3 separate regions of the Mus musculus genome follow, and regions 1 and 3 are each linked to region 2. Evidence: chromatin loops called from intact Hi-C (ENCODE). Cell type or tissue: left cerebral cortex. All regions are shown on one strand.

Region 1 (5,000 bases), 110 kb before region 2:
ATCTCTCTATCTCTCTATCTATCTATCTATCTATCTATCTATCTATCTATCTATATCTGGGTGGTTTGCATGAGTTACATTGTGTGTTTCCAGTTAAAGAGAAAGGCGACTCCATGAAACAATTCTAAACCCCATTGCACCAGGAGAAGCTGCAGAGCAATCTTTCTTATCCATGTTGGTAAAGAATTATGCTTGGATTTCAACCCTGTCTCAAAAGATACCAGCTTCCCCAGAAATGTGGCTCTGGTCAAGAGCCACAGGGTCATAGGAAGAGCAGAAACATCTGGCTTGTTGCAGAATTCCCTTTGGGCACCCGAGGTCTCCTCTCTTAATCTTTTGAGTGACAGAAGCTTAAGGATTGCCATCTTTCCCAGCTGGCTTTCTAGGAAACCGAGAACATGCCCTTTCGCTTTAACTATCTGACTCACTAATTGAGCTCCCTTGGGGCCTAGACCCCAATCCTTGCCCCCTTTCTGCTTCCTGCCTCCCTTCATAAAATTTCTGACATTTGTTTGACTCTGGAAACCACCAGCTATCAAATATCAGATTGGAGGTTGCTCTATAGGAAGCACCTGATGCTCCGAGGTCTAAGCAGCCACTTAGCTGTCTGGGAAGCTGGTCAGCATCCTTCAGATTATGTAGCAGGCGGCCATTTCTTTCATCCTGCAAAACTTACTGAAAAATGTTTCAGGGGAGAAAGGGCGAGAGGGAGAGGCGGATGAAGTCTGAGTGATGCATAGACCAAGTGAACAGTGTTTGTTTAATCTTCTATCTGCCCTTGAGGGTAGGGATGGGATGGAGGCTGAGACTGAACCCATCTTGTCTATCCATGTATCCCCAGAACTCAGTATGGGTCCAGGCACCTGGGAGAGATTTACTCTGTCAGTGTTTGTGGAATGAAAGCTAGAAAGAGTACAGATAACGAATGTTTAATGATCTCTAAGCAACACTGGTGTTTGAGTAAGACCAGAAGCTGGAAACATTTAAGAAATATGAGAGAGGCTGTACAGTGATGGTGCACACCTTTAATCCCAGTACTCCAGAGGCAGGTAGGTAGATCTCTATGAGTTCGAGGGCTGCCTGGTCTACAGAGTGAGTTCTGGGACAGCCAGGGCTACACAGAGAAATCTGTCTCGAAAAACAAACCAAACCAGATAAAATCAATGTGAGGAATAGGAGAATATGGGAAAGCCAAGGATGTGAGTCAGAAACTGAGTTCATAATTAAGTGTATTCTTTGCTCCCCCACCCTTTATTTAGGTCTCACTATGTAATCCTGGATGGCCTGGAATTTGCAATATAGAACAGGCTGACCTTGAACTCGCAGAGATCTGCCTACCTCTGCCTCCAGAGCACTGAGATTGCCACGGTGCCCGGTGCCCGGCAATCTCTCTTTCTTCTTACCTCAACTCCAGCTCCAACATCGCTCTCCTGGCAATTGTCAACTTTTGAGTCCTTCCTTCTGCAGTGAGCATCTCCTGCCACTGTGATCCATCCCTTCCTGCCAGGACAATTCATGCCTGATCCCATCTTAGAAATGAGGAACCTTGCAAGCTCTTTGAAGCAGATGAGGAAGCTGACTCAATCTGTGTGCTGGTCAGACTGTAAAACGTTTGCCCGGCAGGTACAGATATGCATTTGGCCATGTATGGTGATATCTGGTCTGGACCCCCTCATCCAACTGCCATTTGCAGTGACTGGCTCACAAGCTGGGCTGAGTGAGGGCAGAGGAGGGTGACTGAGCATCTTAGATGGGACATTGGCTTTTCCTCTACCCAAAACCTCCGTGTCTAACTCCTGTTTGTCAAAAGGAAAACAGCTTCTGGGCCCTTTCTTCCCATCAATCAGACTGTCCTACCTCGGTGTCAGCACTAGGCTCTTTGCTCTACTTAGATATTCTTCCTGTTGTCCAATCCTTCTTCTTTCCACGAAGGAAAGTTCACCTGAGATGCTGCTGCTCAAGGGCTAAGATGAGAGCTCGATTTAAACATTTTGGTAGAGCTGGTATGTGACACTTAAAGAAACCAAACGAAGGAGGTTGGGGGAAGTAACCCTCCTCTAAGAAGTGCTAGGCTAGGCACCATGGCCAATTTGCTATCATCGCGTCTCTGAAGTTGAGGAGTTACATTTGGTGCAGCCTAGCAATTCTACTCCTAGGCACATGTGCCTCGGAGAAGCTCAGGCCGGCAAGGATGCAACTGTGTGCCACTGTGATGTTTTTCCCACAAGCTTGGAAGGAGCCCAGCTGCCCATTAGTGGGAGGACAGACGAACAAACTGGGAGGAATTCACACTGTGAAAAAGTCTACTTGCGCCAAACATAGGAACAATAGCCCCATGTGAGATGTTGGGAGATGGCTCAGTAGGTAAAGTGCTTGCTATGCAAATATGAGGACTTGAGTTCAAATCCCCGGAACCCACTTTAAGTCAGGGTTGGCACTATATATCTGTAATTCCTGTATTTCTATGAAGGGTTGGTACTGTATATTTGTAATTCCAGTATTTCTATAGTCATGGGAGAATCCCTAGAAGCTCTTGAGCCAGCTACTGAGGCATTTGTAGTGACGAAACAACAAAGAGACCCTGTCTCCCCAGAAAGGAGGTGGGAGATGAGGATTGACAATTGAAGCTGACCTCTGACCTCAACATGGGCTTCTGTACTCACACTCATGGACACACATGTTGTGGATTTGGTCTAATGCTTATATTATGTTAATTGAGTCCCCCACATTGCATGAGAATCCACATGTGAGAATTTGCATATAAGATACTCGAGGGTCCCTGCCCCTAGTTGCTTCTGATTGATAAATAAGGTTGCTGGTGGCCAGTGACTGGGCAGGAGACAGAGGTGGGACTTGAGGATTCATGGGCAAGGGGACTGAGAGAGGAAGAGGATGGAGAACTGCCATGGTGGGAAGGTAGAAAGACCAGGCCTGAGAAGTGTAGGACAGAGTCTGCCACCATGTAAGAAATCAGGGATCATGGCCCAGGAGGGCTGCAGGCCTGGTTCCAGGGTGGCCAGGATGAAATATAGCTTTTAGTAAGTAATAATTCAGGAATATCGGAGGGGAGAGTGTGCTAGCTGCGTGAAGGTTTGGAGTGGCGCAGCCATGGAGCTACTTAAGGCATATTAAATATAAGGCTGTGTGTGTGTGTGTGTGTGTGTGTGTGTGTGTGTGTATGTGTCTTTCATTTGAGAACTCAGAGCATTGGGGTGGGCAGCAAGGAATTCATGTCGCTGGCAGGGTGATTTGAGCAGGATTAATCGCCTACTACAACACATACATGCACACATTTACACATGTCACCCACATGCACACATATACATTGGACATGTCCGTACGCACAAAGGTGAAAGTTGATGACTCTCAGCAAAGCAATATTCAAGAAAAGAAACATACCAAAGGAGGCAGGGTGACATCTTTTATCTGTATCTATAATAAAACTAGCTAAACCAGAAAATCAAAGTAACTAGGATGCTGGCTTGGAATGAGTCATAGGGTGGAAGGGTTAGATTGGTGGGGAAATCATATGGTCAGCTTCAGTACATTTAGTGAGAATAAGAGGGGGTGGCTCCAATCTTCTTGTCCATTATTAAAGTTATAATAGCTGATTAAGTAAAAAGTAAAATACGCCCCGCACAAATCAAAGTACGTCATAAACTAAGAACTATGATTAATTCAGTTCTTTGCACCTGAGGCCAAATATGAGTTCCCAGGGCCAGGGGCTCCTTCCTTCCCTCTGTTTCTTTCTCTTCTTCCAGATGTGTCCTTATCTAATGTGTCCCACTAGGAAAGGAGTATTATCATTGATTCAGTTCTTAGGTCCAGGCACAAATGTGGATAGCAGTTGGCCTAGCCAAGGATAATTTTGTGTAGGTAAAAGAATTTCTTTAAAGCTTAATTTTATTTTTTAGTAAGGTATAAACTTATAGAAGATGTCACGCTGCTTCGTTTGGTATGTAGGTTAGGATGGATCCTAACCACAAGCATATATGTTCTTAGTTCCTCTGAGTATAGCTGTATCCTAGCTGGTGTGACTCCTGAGCAGCCTCTGTGCGATGGAAGCCGGAGAACTGTTTCTCTTTTGACTGGGGCCTTGGGTCCCACATCCTCCCTTCTCTCCACGTTCCAGGGGCTTGGGTGGGTGTAGAGTCCTGCACACAGCAGGTACAGGGTGGCCTTTCTCTCCAGACCACATAGAGATTTATTGTTCAGGCGGCCAAGTTCTGGCATGGCTGCCAGTGGTGAGGCTTGTCAGTGTGGAAGGGCCCCTCCTTCTGTGTTTGTCACTGAGCTGTTTGGAAGAGGACAAGGGTTGAGTTGCTGAGGAGAAATCGATCGGAGCTGCCGTGAAGCCTGCCAAACAGGGTTAGCATTGTGCACGGTACGTGCTCTGCACAGCTGTGAGTCACCCGGGGGATGAGAGAATTGGGTCTCCAGGAGCGCTTCCAGCCATTCCCACGAAGACCCACAGGTCATTCTAGCAACGAATTGGCTTTTCCTTTGCTCTGACATCATTCCAAACTCAATTGCTAGATCACAAAATAATCTTCCCTGTGGCCACTGCCTTAGCTTATTAAAGGTCTGGAGCCGTGTGGAATTTTTAATATTTCTTTGGTTGGTTTCTGCTTTCCTTTCGCAGGGCCAGTGTGGGGCAGCCTCCACTCTGCAGGGAAGGCAGCTCTGGTTCCAGTGGAGATTTCCCCAGTTAATCAGGCTATGCATCAGGTGACTCAGAACCCGACAGATACCTTATGCCTCTGAGCAACCTTGCCCTCCTATAAATAACCAGTCTGCATGTGAAAGATGTGGAAGGCAGGGAGTGGTGGTGATGGTGGTGGTGGTGATGGTGATAGAAGCGCATGCTTTTAAACTCCAACACTCAAACAGCAGAGGCAGGCAGATCACTAAGTTTGAGGCCAGCCTGGTCTACGAGTGAGTGCCAGGACAGCCAGGGCTACACAGAAACCCTGTTTGGGGGTGGAGTGGGAAGAGAAAAG
Region 2 (5,000 bases):
CCTTGAGCCAGGGTAATTCAGGAAGAAAAGGTGAGTGGAGTTTTATGCTTTGTCTAAATGTTTGCCCTGAAAGCCAGAGTAAGCAGGGTTCTTAGGTGAGAGGGAAGGAGTCGGGGGGGGGGTGGCTAAACATGCCTCCCATTTCCAGTTTCCTCTCTGAAGCACCAGAGGTAAGGATGGCTTAGATAGTGACGACTATCTTAGTGACAACTGAGCTGTCATTGTTTCTGAGGAAGGACAGAGACGGTGTGGGACACAGAGTTGGGTAGGGACCACCCTTATGTGAGCCCTACGGATCTCTGCTCTCTGGGAAGTTCAGTTGGTCAACTACCAACCGAAGAAGATGAAGGCAGAGCACTCACGTCTACCTTGGCTCTCCAGTTTGTAAGCTCCTCTGTGTCCTCCTGCCCCGACCTTTTCCATGATGTATCCAGAATCTCTTCCTGAAGGCCAGGATGATGTCATGGGTATGCAGCCAGTGCAGTCATCTTGACATTTTCAACCATGTTGCCTTGAGGCCAAGAGGATGGTGACGTGAACAGAGGCAAGAGACAGGTCTGATAAATGTCTGCTGCCAGGCCATTTTGTTCTTGAAGTATCACACAGTTTGTATGATGCTTTTGATTTGGCTGTTTTCCTGTTGTTGCTGTTGTTGTTGTTATTGTTTTTGTTGTTTTTTATTTTTGGTCTAAACCCAGAGCAACATTAACCAGCAAATTACATACTACCATTACAATTCAAGAGGTAGATAGATAGATGCATACATACATACATACATACATACTTGGGGAGAGTAAAGTTTCCCATCTTGAATTTATAATGACAGTATCTTCTGCCTACTCCTTTTAACAAAGGGCCCACATTTTTGTTTCTGTCTGGTTCTCTCATTTTATATAGCTGGTATTTGTCTGAGTGCTGTAGTGGACTCTGGATGTGAGTTGGTCCCTGCAGTATGCTACTTGATCCTTCTGGTTTGGAGGTCAATTTGAGGCTCACAACTGCCAGCTCCTGGGGCAGCAGACACAGCGGCCTGGAAAGCAGCCACCTACCCATCTCATCACACACGTGGGCGCTGCCGAGCTTCTGTCCTCTCAGGCTGACTTTGAGGCTTCTCACCTCACCTAGGCTTTGGAAAGAGAGTGCTCATAAGAGTCCCTGGTGTGAGCCGGAGGCGTGGTGGCGCACACCTTTAATCCTAGCACTTGGGAGGCAGAGGCAGGAGGATTTCTGAGTTCGAGGCCAGCCTGGTCTACAAAGTGAGTTCCAGGACAGCCAGAGCTATACAGAGAAACCCTGTCTCGAAAAACCAAAAAAAAAAAAAAAAAAAAAAAGAGTCCCTGGTGTGTGTATGTGTGAGACGGGGTTACTGTGAGCAGCACAGAGATCACACAGCAACATGGAGACCAGGGCAGCCATTGGTTTCTGCCGCTGCACCGAGGGCCGGAGTTAAGGCTCAGAGAAGCTATTTCTGAGACATGGTTCCTCAAGAAGCAGGTGGTCTGAGCGTGGACTGAAAACAGTGTGCCTACAGGGGCTTCTCTTTCTAAAGAACGAAGGTGAGAAGAAGGGAGGAGATGCCTTTTCAAGTCCCTCCCCAGAGCTGGGGATGCGACCAGGAATGCCAGGATGGGAGAGCAGGGATGTCTCTGTGACATCTGACTTCACCAGCGATGTCCCTGGCAACGCACCTGGAGGTTTGGGAATAGGGCCTGCTTTCATTCTGCTTAATGCTGCATATCAACGCTTCAGATGCCAATGGCATTTACAGTAGATAGCAGGGAACACCCTTTGTCCCTCTTAGACCAGGATCAGCCAGCAGACCTGGAGGAGGGCTCAGGAGCCTGACTCTGCTAGGGTGATGCTAATAATGAAGCTTCCCTCTAGATCAGTGGTTCTCAGACTTCCTAATGCTGTGACCCTTTAATACAGTCCCTTGTGTTGTGGTTGTTTGTTGAAAGGTGGCTTGTTTTACGCCGAGCCAGCGCAGTTCTCACGAAAGAGGTTCGTTGTTGAAGGGGGAAAGAAGTGAGGAAGAGAAAAGAGAGAGATGGGGCAGGTCTCTGTCTTTTATCTGGGCCATGATGTAGTTGCCAGGTAATGATGCACACCACCGCGCACAGGTAATGCAGGTGAGACATACACAGTGAATGCCGCCCTGGCAACAGAAGAAGGAGGGTCCTTGTCGCCTAGGGATGATGTCATCGTTGAATTCAGAGGCTAACTGTAAAACACTTCTGATGCTAACAGTGGTGATCCTCAAGCATAAAATTATTTTGTTGCTACTTCATATTTGTAATTTTGCTGCTGTTATGAATTGTAGTGTAAATATCGGATATGCGGGCTATCTGAGATGCGACCCTCCAAAGGGGTCCCGACCCACAGGTTGGTGCCATTACTGTCAGCTCCCAGGTCTTTGCTTCCTTGCCCCGATGGCTGGCTTACTTCTTCCTGCGGGGTCCAGTGGAGGCGAAGGACAGGCCAAGCGGTGGGTGACGGTGTGTGCTAGATCTCACTCTACCCTGGGGATCTGAACTCTGCACAGGGGTCTCCTTTTCCCTCCACTTAGAGGATCAGTTTAGGTACAGGATCATTTCTTTGCCATAAGCATATAGAGAAAGCAAGTTTGGACCACCTGTAGGAAGGGCCACTTGAAGCCACACCTGCCTAGGAAGCTGGGGTTTGAATGGGGACAGGGTGTGAGAGGGCATTCGTAATATCCTGTGTCGACCTGCAGAGGTTCCTCTTTCAGCTGAACTGAAGAATGGAATGTGCTCCGCAGGGCAGCAGGTGGGACAGCACAAAGGGCCCTTGTCTGAGCTCATGCCCACATGTGGCTTCTCCCACAAGGCATCTCTCAAGAGTTGGGGCTGGCAGAGCAATGGTGTGGGTCTGGCTCCTGGGAGTGCAAGGGGTATGACTGCAGGGAAGGTAGAGCCTTAGGTCTGTGGGTGTAAGGGATGTGGGTGCAAGGCAGGGATGGGACCTACTTTCTCTCTTCCCCAAACTCTCTTGCCTTCTTGAACATACCCCATTGGTGGGGCTGGGAAGGATCAGTTCTCTCTGCCTAGAGGGAATGAAAAGATGCATTGTGCGACCGCTCAGAGTCTGGTCGCAGGCCAGGAATTAGGCCTTGGAAGGAGAGGAGGAGAAAGGCCGAGTTCAGGGAGCTGGGGGTGGACAGCCAGAGAGATAGCATGAGGGAGGGCGGCCAGGCAGCAGCAGGTCACCACTGCTTGGCTAGGCTGGGGGGCCTAGGTTCACAGGTGTGGGGCCCGAGGGAAGAAGTGGGGGAGGAGGTGGGCACTGTTATCTTCCCCAGATGCTCCTGCTGCAGGAGGGGAGGAGGGTCACAACTTCAGACTATTTACTTAATCCCCAGGAATGTCCTCTCTTCGCTCTGTTCTTTGTGCCCCTTGTATTTAACGGACTCCTTTATGGGCACATGTGTGGTAATTAACACGCGCAGTGTAGGGCCTGGGCCATGTGTTTGAGTTTCAAATATCCATTGATCTGGGGCAATCCCATCCTGCTGCCCCCTCCTCTCCTCCTCTGGTCCTGGGTTCTTGAAGACAGATGGGGGTGGGGTGTGTGCATGGGGGGTGGTGCACACCTGCACCCACATGTGTTTTATTGATGCCACGGAGGCGGATCTGAAGAAAGGAAGAGTACCCAGGCAGTCCCTCTAGCTCTGAGGCTCTACTGCTAAAACAGCTGGAGGCCGCAGGAGCTGAGAGATGGACTGATTAGGGGTTTTCACTGATGTAGTCCAAAGGGCAGTGGCTGGGAAGCAGGCTGAGCTTCCAGACTACTGACTGGTCTGGGGCAGCCTGTGTCGAGGTGGGCAGTGAGCTTTTCTTACCTGTTTCTTTTTGGGCTAGGATGTAAAGAACTCTAGGTGAGCTCGCAGGGTGACACAGGGGTGAGGGCAGGGGGGTGGAGCACTGCCTGGTACCATGAGGTACCAGGATGACAATTCTCAACTTACCTGAGGAGACTGGAGAGAGATAAAGAACAATGTGGATGGAGGGATCCAGAGAGCATGTGCAGAGCGGGGTTTTTAGTGTCCCTCTTGATGGCTCAGAGTCACAGAGTCCTGCGGCTGGGCTGATGCTGGGACTGCCAGCCAGTGAAAGGCAAGGGTTGTCAGAGGAAGTTTTCTGAAAATTTCTCATTTTCCTATAAGGGGTCTGAGAGTTTGTTGTTTAAAGCAAGTGAGAAAGAAACAAAATCATGAATATAGATTCCATAAGGTTTCCTTCTGAAATTTCTGTATTTGTCAAGCCAGTCTCAGAATAGGTCAGAGCTTCTGAGTCCAACTCACCTTTAATGGGTAGAGAGTTCTTTTTAATCCCTCACTGGCTGCTCCACAGAGTGTGCCTTGAGTAAGGAGTGAGTCACAATTATTTCCCCAAGGTCCCTGTCTGTGTCTCTATTTTTAGAGGATCTTGTGGAGTCTGGCCTGCAGAAGGATGCCAACCTGGGACCTGTGCCCCTGAGGACGTGGGTCAGAATGTATTGATGGGTGGCTTAGGGCAGGGGTGATGGTCGGCAGGTATTCCATATAAAAGAGATGCGCTCTGCAGCCTCCAAACTTGGCCTAACAGTTGAGGGCAGGGGTAATGAGCAGACCTGAAGGAGATGTGCTCTAGTGTCCTAAGCCTGATTGAGATGTACCAGGCTGGCTGTCCAGGGGTAGCCTATACATGAAGCATCACCCTTGAGTCTATGTTTTTACCCTGTGGCTGCATATTTGAGTCCCTGGTGATATTAGTAACTGTTGGTGTTCTGTGTCTGCTTCTTTTGTTGGGTACATGTTTATTTGGAGCTCGAAAGGCTCCTGTTTTTCATAGCTAGTGAGGCTGTAGTCTTGAGTGAAATTGGTGAGAACCCCAGCCTTGTTTTATGGGTTCCCATCAGGACAAGTAAGCCTTTGTGATGGACATAATCTTCAAGTGGGTGTGAGCCTTTCAGGGACCAACAGTTTCTAGAGTCTTAGAACC
Region 3 (5,000 bases), 120 kb before region 2:
ACTTGTTTGAAGGCATGAATCCCATTTTCTGGGCACTCCACCCCTATGACCTCATCTACTCCCAATGACCTCTTGAAGTTCTTTTCTACATGAAAAGGATGGGGTTCCAAGAGGAATTTTTGTGGAAGGGGCACACATTTAATGCTCAATAGCCATATATATATATTTAATTTGAGGGAGCTAAAGACCTTTTATCTGACATAATGTTGATAACCTCTACTGCCAAAGGTGTTCTCCTTCCTCAGTAACCCTTTATGTTTACCTGGATGCTTAAAGAGTTGTAGTCAAGGAACTATAATACAGTGTAGCTTCTGGCGAGGACACTCTTCTTTCTCCCTTTTCCTTTTTTTTTTTTTTTTTTTTTGTTTTTCGAGACAGGGTTTCTGTGTATAGCCCCAGCTATCATGGAACTCACTCTGTAGACCAGGCTGGCCTCGAACTCAGAAATCCGCTACCTCTGCCTCCCAAGTGCTGGGATTAAAGGTGTGCGCCACCACTGCTTGGCCCCCTTTTTCTTCTTGTTCATTGGAAAATGTATGTGTGGCTAGGACTTATGCATCCATCTTGGGCCACCAGATGGAAGCTGTTTATTATGACAGAATGTAGATGGGAATCTAGATTAGAGAGAGATAAGCTTCTAAATTATTTGTTGTTCTATTCAAGAAAGGACCTTGGTAAGGTTAAGTTCCGTGGATAAGCCTCATTTGCAAAGTAAGATTAATACATAGCCTACCTTAACCAAATTGCAAGTTTAGTCTCAGTATTCCATATTCCTGAGCTCAGAAATGCTTTTGACAAGACTCCTCACCTTAGACACACGAGCTCAGTTCCAGCTGCAACAGTGTGGCGCGATCATAAATCGAACTTCAGTGACACTGCAGAAGCTTCGGATCCTCTTGCTTCAGCACTTATTGGGGATCAGGCTGCCTGGTAGATGACAATATCACCTTGCTCTTTGAGTTCCCAGACAATGCAAGCTTTGCTTTTAGATATGGTCTCTAAGTACCTATCTGCTCTCTGTCTTAGTTAAATTGTAGGACAATGTGTGTATCCAAAGATCCCCTTTAACAATAAACATTGTGCTTGCTAGAATGTTGCTGTTCTGAATAGGACAAAAGGTCAAGACGTTTCAAACCAGCATGCTCCTCTAGTGCTGTAGAGCTGAGGCCCCCAGACTTTAGTTATAATATAAAATATTATTCTTCTTCCACTGAAATATCCTCTTAAAATGAGAAGTCGCAGAGGCATAGAGTATGACTAAAACTGGACTGACCAGTTGCCAGGCTAGCTAGATTTATTCTGGGGTCATAAACTTGGCCTCCAGGAAAAGACAACTTGTCAATTTTGCCTATTTATTTATTTATTTATTTATTGATTGATTGATTGATTGATTGATTGGATCACAAGACGGAGCCTGGCTGATAGAGAAATGCTATTTAGAACTAGGGGTTCTCTGGGGCTTCTGCGTTTCTCTGGCTTTTGGAGAAGCTGGGAGTGTATCCCAAGAATGGCGACCACAGTGCAGCCCGCCAAGCAGCAGGAAAGAAAATACTCACGGAGCAAAGTAACTGGAAAGCAGTTGCTTGTATTTTAAATTAAGCTACATGCTTGAAGGCCAGCACTATGTCGACTTTTGGACCAGTGACTATTTGGAAATGAGTTTTCTGGCTGGAAAGTATCATTTGGGGGTTGAGGATGGAAATCACTACTGCAATGCTTCCCTCTGGGGGCTTCATACTGCCAGATACCAGGGGCCATCTGAGCATGTCTGCTGACTCCAACAGCTTTCTCAATAATTCCAGCTCCAGAAGGCAGCGGATCGGCTCCACGGCTGCAAGTGGCCAGGTGGCAGTCAGGAGACACCGGGCAGCCTGCTGCGCCCCTTGTTGGCAAACATTGAAGGTGCATGAACACTGCCTAAGCGCCACATGCACACTCAGGGCTGGACAAGTGTCACAAGCCCAGCTTGTTAAATCTCCAGTATTCCTCATCACAAGGGATGTTTCAGGAAGGCCTGACCTTTGCTGCATGATGCTTCGTGAAGACGAGTCTCCAGAGAAATTCCCAGTGACACAGAGGCGGGAGACTCCATGTGACTCCATGGAGATAGAATAGGACTCCAAAAAACCTAGTCTAGAAATTGGCTTGGTCATCTACTAACCAGATGAGGCCATCAGACAAGTCGATCTCATGCATTGCCCTTTGACCTGCTTGCAAAGTAGAAATATTCACTCCATGAGCACAAAGTACTATGAAGTATTGGCTTGTTTTCTTCCTATACCATTTTAAGGGCTATACTCACTTTAATCTCCTTTAGTCTTGGCAATAACATACACATAGACACACATGGCATGGACGCCATTTTTTGCTCCCATTTTACAGAGGGGGAAAACAGAGTGAGTTCAAGGTTTTACCACTAGATGGCAGAACTGGAATTTCACCCCCATGGCAGTGGTGGTGGGTTCTGGCTCTAAAATATGATCAAGCCACTGAGTCCAGGTGGGAGAGACATGACACTTTTTTTTTTTTTAGAAATGTGCTTCATTTTAGTTTGAAGAACCCTTTATTCTTGCCTGGACATTCCCGTCTGAGGCTGATGGGGGAGGTGCAAAGCCCCTTGAACAGAGAGTGGTGCATTCTGGTTTGTTGTTCAGGAAGACTGGCTGGCTGTAGGGTGAAGGCTGTCTGTATGCAGCCAGATGGGGGTTAGGGTTAGCTTGCTCTTATAATCGAGAAGAGAAGCTGGAAGGGAGCAGAGCTAATCTTTGTCAGGACCTCTCAGGGCAGTCAGGGAGCTGTGAAACCTGGGCTTTATTTCAATCTGGTTAGAGAAATGGATCTTTCTTCACGAAGGGACGGGCCTGGACCGGTGGAAATCAAGCACGAAGAGTTGTGTTCCACTTTTGGAGATAATCACGGGTCTCTTGCGGGGAAGGCAGCAGACACTTTGTTGGGTTGAAGTGAGTGTGTGTGATGCGATGTAGCTGTTACCATTTTCAGGGTGGCCTCTTGGACCACTATGGAAAGAGCTCTAGCACCTGATAGGCCTGCTTAGAGCTGACCTATACAATCCAGGCTTGGGCTCCCAGGAAATTGCTCCTTGGAGGTCTCTAGGATATCTGTGCTCACAGAACACTCCTCCATCTCCTCCATTCATAACTTTCCTCCTCCCAATATGGGACCAGGATTCCTGGGACTGCCCTCTCCTCCCCGGCCTCCGCCCCAGCGTTGTTAGGCCACAGAGAAGCTGCTCCTGTGTTCTTTAAGTTCAGACTGATTAGCCAAGATGCCCGGGTTCTGACCGCAGGTCACATGGACCATAGGGCCATAGGGGTAGTTTACTGGACCCTCGGGGGACCCACCTTAGGCTGCTTCGGTTCGCCTCCGTCAGAATTATCTCAGGCAGCCGCTGTGGAACTTGGGTGTCACCCGTAAGGAGATTTTTTTTTTCTTTTTGAAATAAATGAATACCTCTTCCCGTAGGTCGCAGCTCACTCTGTGGGCCGCACCTGGTGGTTCCCCAGGTTGCCCTTGATTTTGCGGCCTCCGGGAAACATTTCTCAAGGACTTTGGGTCATTTGGAGCTATTTTCCCTGCCTGCTTCATGGAGCTGTTGCGACAACTCAAGCCTAAGAACTAACACACGATAAGTGTGTAAGGCTTCTTTACTATCCAGGTGACCATTCAGGAGGGACTGAGGCTGCTGGAGCGCGCGGAGGTTCCCAGCGAGGACTTGCTGAGAAAAAGTTACTCTTTATCCCAGCCTCTGCTGGAGCCCACTGTGGCCGGGAAGCCAGTGTAGCTCCTGGGGGGGTGGGGGGTGGGGGTGGGGGTGGGGGTGGGGGTGGGGGTGGGGTGGGGTACTGACCACGAACCGCCCCTCTCATCTCTCTCCCATTGGCTTCCACCTGCCGGAGGGTCGGCTGCTACAGGCCTCTCGACCCGTCAGTCAGCCTCTCCGGGCCCCGCCCCTCCCCTCCCGGGGTTTATAACGGGAATTCCCATGGCCCGAGCTCCCGCATCCAACCTGCTGTCGCCGCGGCCACGCCGAGCGCAGCAGGCGCCACGCGCAGAGCACACGCTCGCACTCCAGCTCCGGGCCTCCGCCGTTCATGACCGTGACCCCGGGCGCAGGCTCCTCCAGCCCCTGCCGCTGGCTCTTCGGCCACTCCCAGCTGCTGCAAGGGTCCCCACCTCCCCAAGTGCTTTGAAGCTAGCCTGAGCCCCCCTGCCCGCTGCCCGCTCGTGGCTGCCCGGCTCCGCTGGCACCATGCTGCCCGCGCGCGTCCGTCTGCTCACGCCCCACTTGCTGCTCGTGTTGGTGCAGCTGTCCCCGGCCGGCGGCCACCGCACCACCGGCCCCAGGGTAAGTGCGTCTCCCAGCTGCGCGCGCCCACCTGCGCTTGGCCGCTCATCTACAGGAGGGGGAAGGGAGGTGTCAGACCTTGTCCTCGACTTTACCGTCTAGTCCCTTGCAGGCCTCTTGGAGAAGTTGCTGAAATAAAATTTCATTGCCCCCCTCCTTCCCCGCCTTTTCTTGTAGCACTGACTCCCCACGACCTGTCACCGGTGGGTTTTCTTTCTCGAACTTCTCCTGAGGTTTTTCTCCTGGGCCTCCTAGGTCGGTGGGATCTCGGCCTTGGCTGGAGCAGAGTTTCCCTATGTTGTCGCTGCACCAGTCCCTCGAGCTGGCTTTCTTGGCAGGCAGAGGGTGTGTGTGTGTGTGTGTGTGTGTGTGTAGAAGGGGCGGGGGGGGGCACTCTGCCTAGAGAGTTTTAGGTTACCCGCGAGCCACACAAGGACCTTGTGTTGTTGTTGTTTTAAAAAGCAATCGCTGCTCGTAAAACCCACAGCAGATAATTTTAATGCCCCCCTCCTGCTGGCCTGGCCCTGGAGGAGTGGCAGGGGTAGGGAGCCGTGGAGAAGTTCGGAAGAACTTCTCCCCTGGGTTGGATCGGTTGAACCTTGATCTGATTGGAGTTTCTGAACCACACGAAATG

What was found. A loop is a pair of places that touch in the nucleus more often than their neighbours do. Peaks named below come from ENCODE experiments on the same cell type or tissue, not always from the same donor. Only the 100,000 strongest peaks of a DNase experiment are listed, where the experiment ranks them.
Region 1: a loop joins it to region 2, with 1.8 times the contacts of the local background. A loop is called at or near these places in 2 of 42 quality-filtered maps.
Region 3: it touches region 2 in a loop (2.2-fold over the local background); 2 of 42 quality-filtered maps call a loop at or near these places.

Annotation. Positions count from the first base shown.
Region 1 is chr12:81,029,536-81,034,535 of GRCm38, forward strand. The region is part of intron 1 of Smoc1 (SPARC related modular calcium binding 1); the gene reads left to right. Among named protein-coding and RNA genes, the nearest start is that of Smoc1, 5.2 kb to the left of the region's middle. In left cerebral cortex, no CTCF peak of the experiment used is centred here; DNase peaks (open chromatin) are centred at 2,202 and 4,308.
Region 2 is chr12:81,137,983-81,142,982 of GRCm38, forward strand. Smoc1 (SPARC related modular calcium binding 1) reads left to right here. Exons shown (of 13, transcript NM_022316.2): 5 at 1-30. Among named protein-coding and RNA genes, the nearest start is that of Mir3067, 26 kb to the right of the region's middle. In left cerebral cortex, no CTCF peak of the experiment used is centred here; DNase peaks (open chromatin) are centred at 2,854 and 3,076; H3K27ac peaks cover 201 bases.
Region 3 is chr12:81,022,793-81,027,792 of GRCm38, forward strand. It overlaps Smoc1 (SPARC related modular calcium binding 1), which reads left to right and starts at 4,016. Exons shown (of 13, transcript NM_022316.2): 1 at 4,016-4,366. The coding sequence starts at 4,271. In left cerebral cortex, a CTCF peak has its summit at 2,412 (motif pointing right); DNase peaks (open chromatin) are centred at 3,974 and 4,365; H3K4me3 peaks cover 646 bases.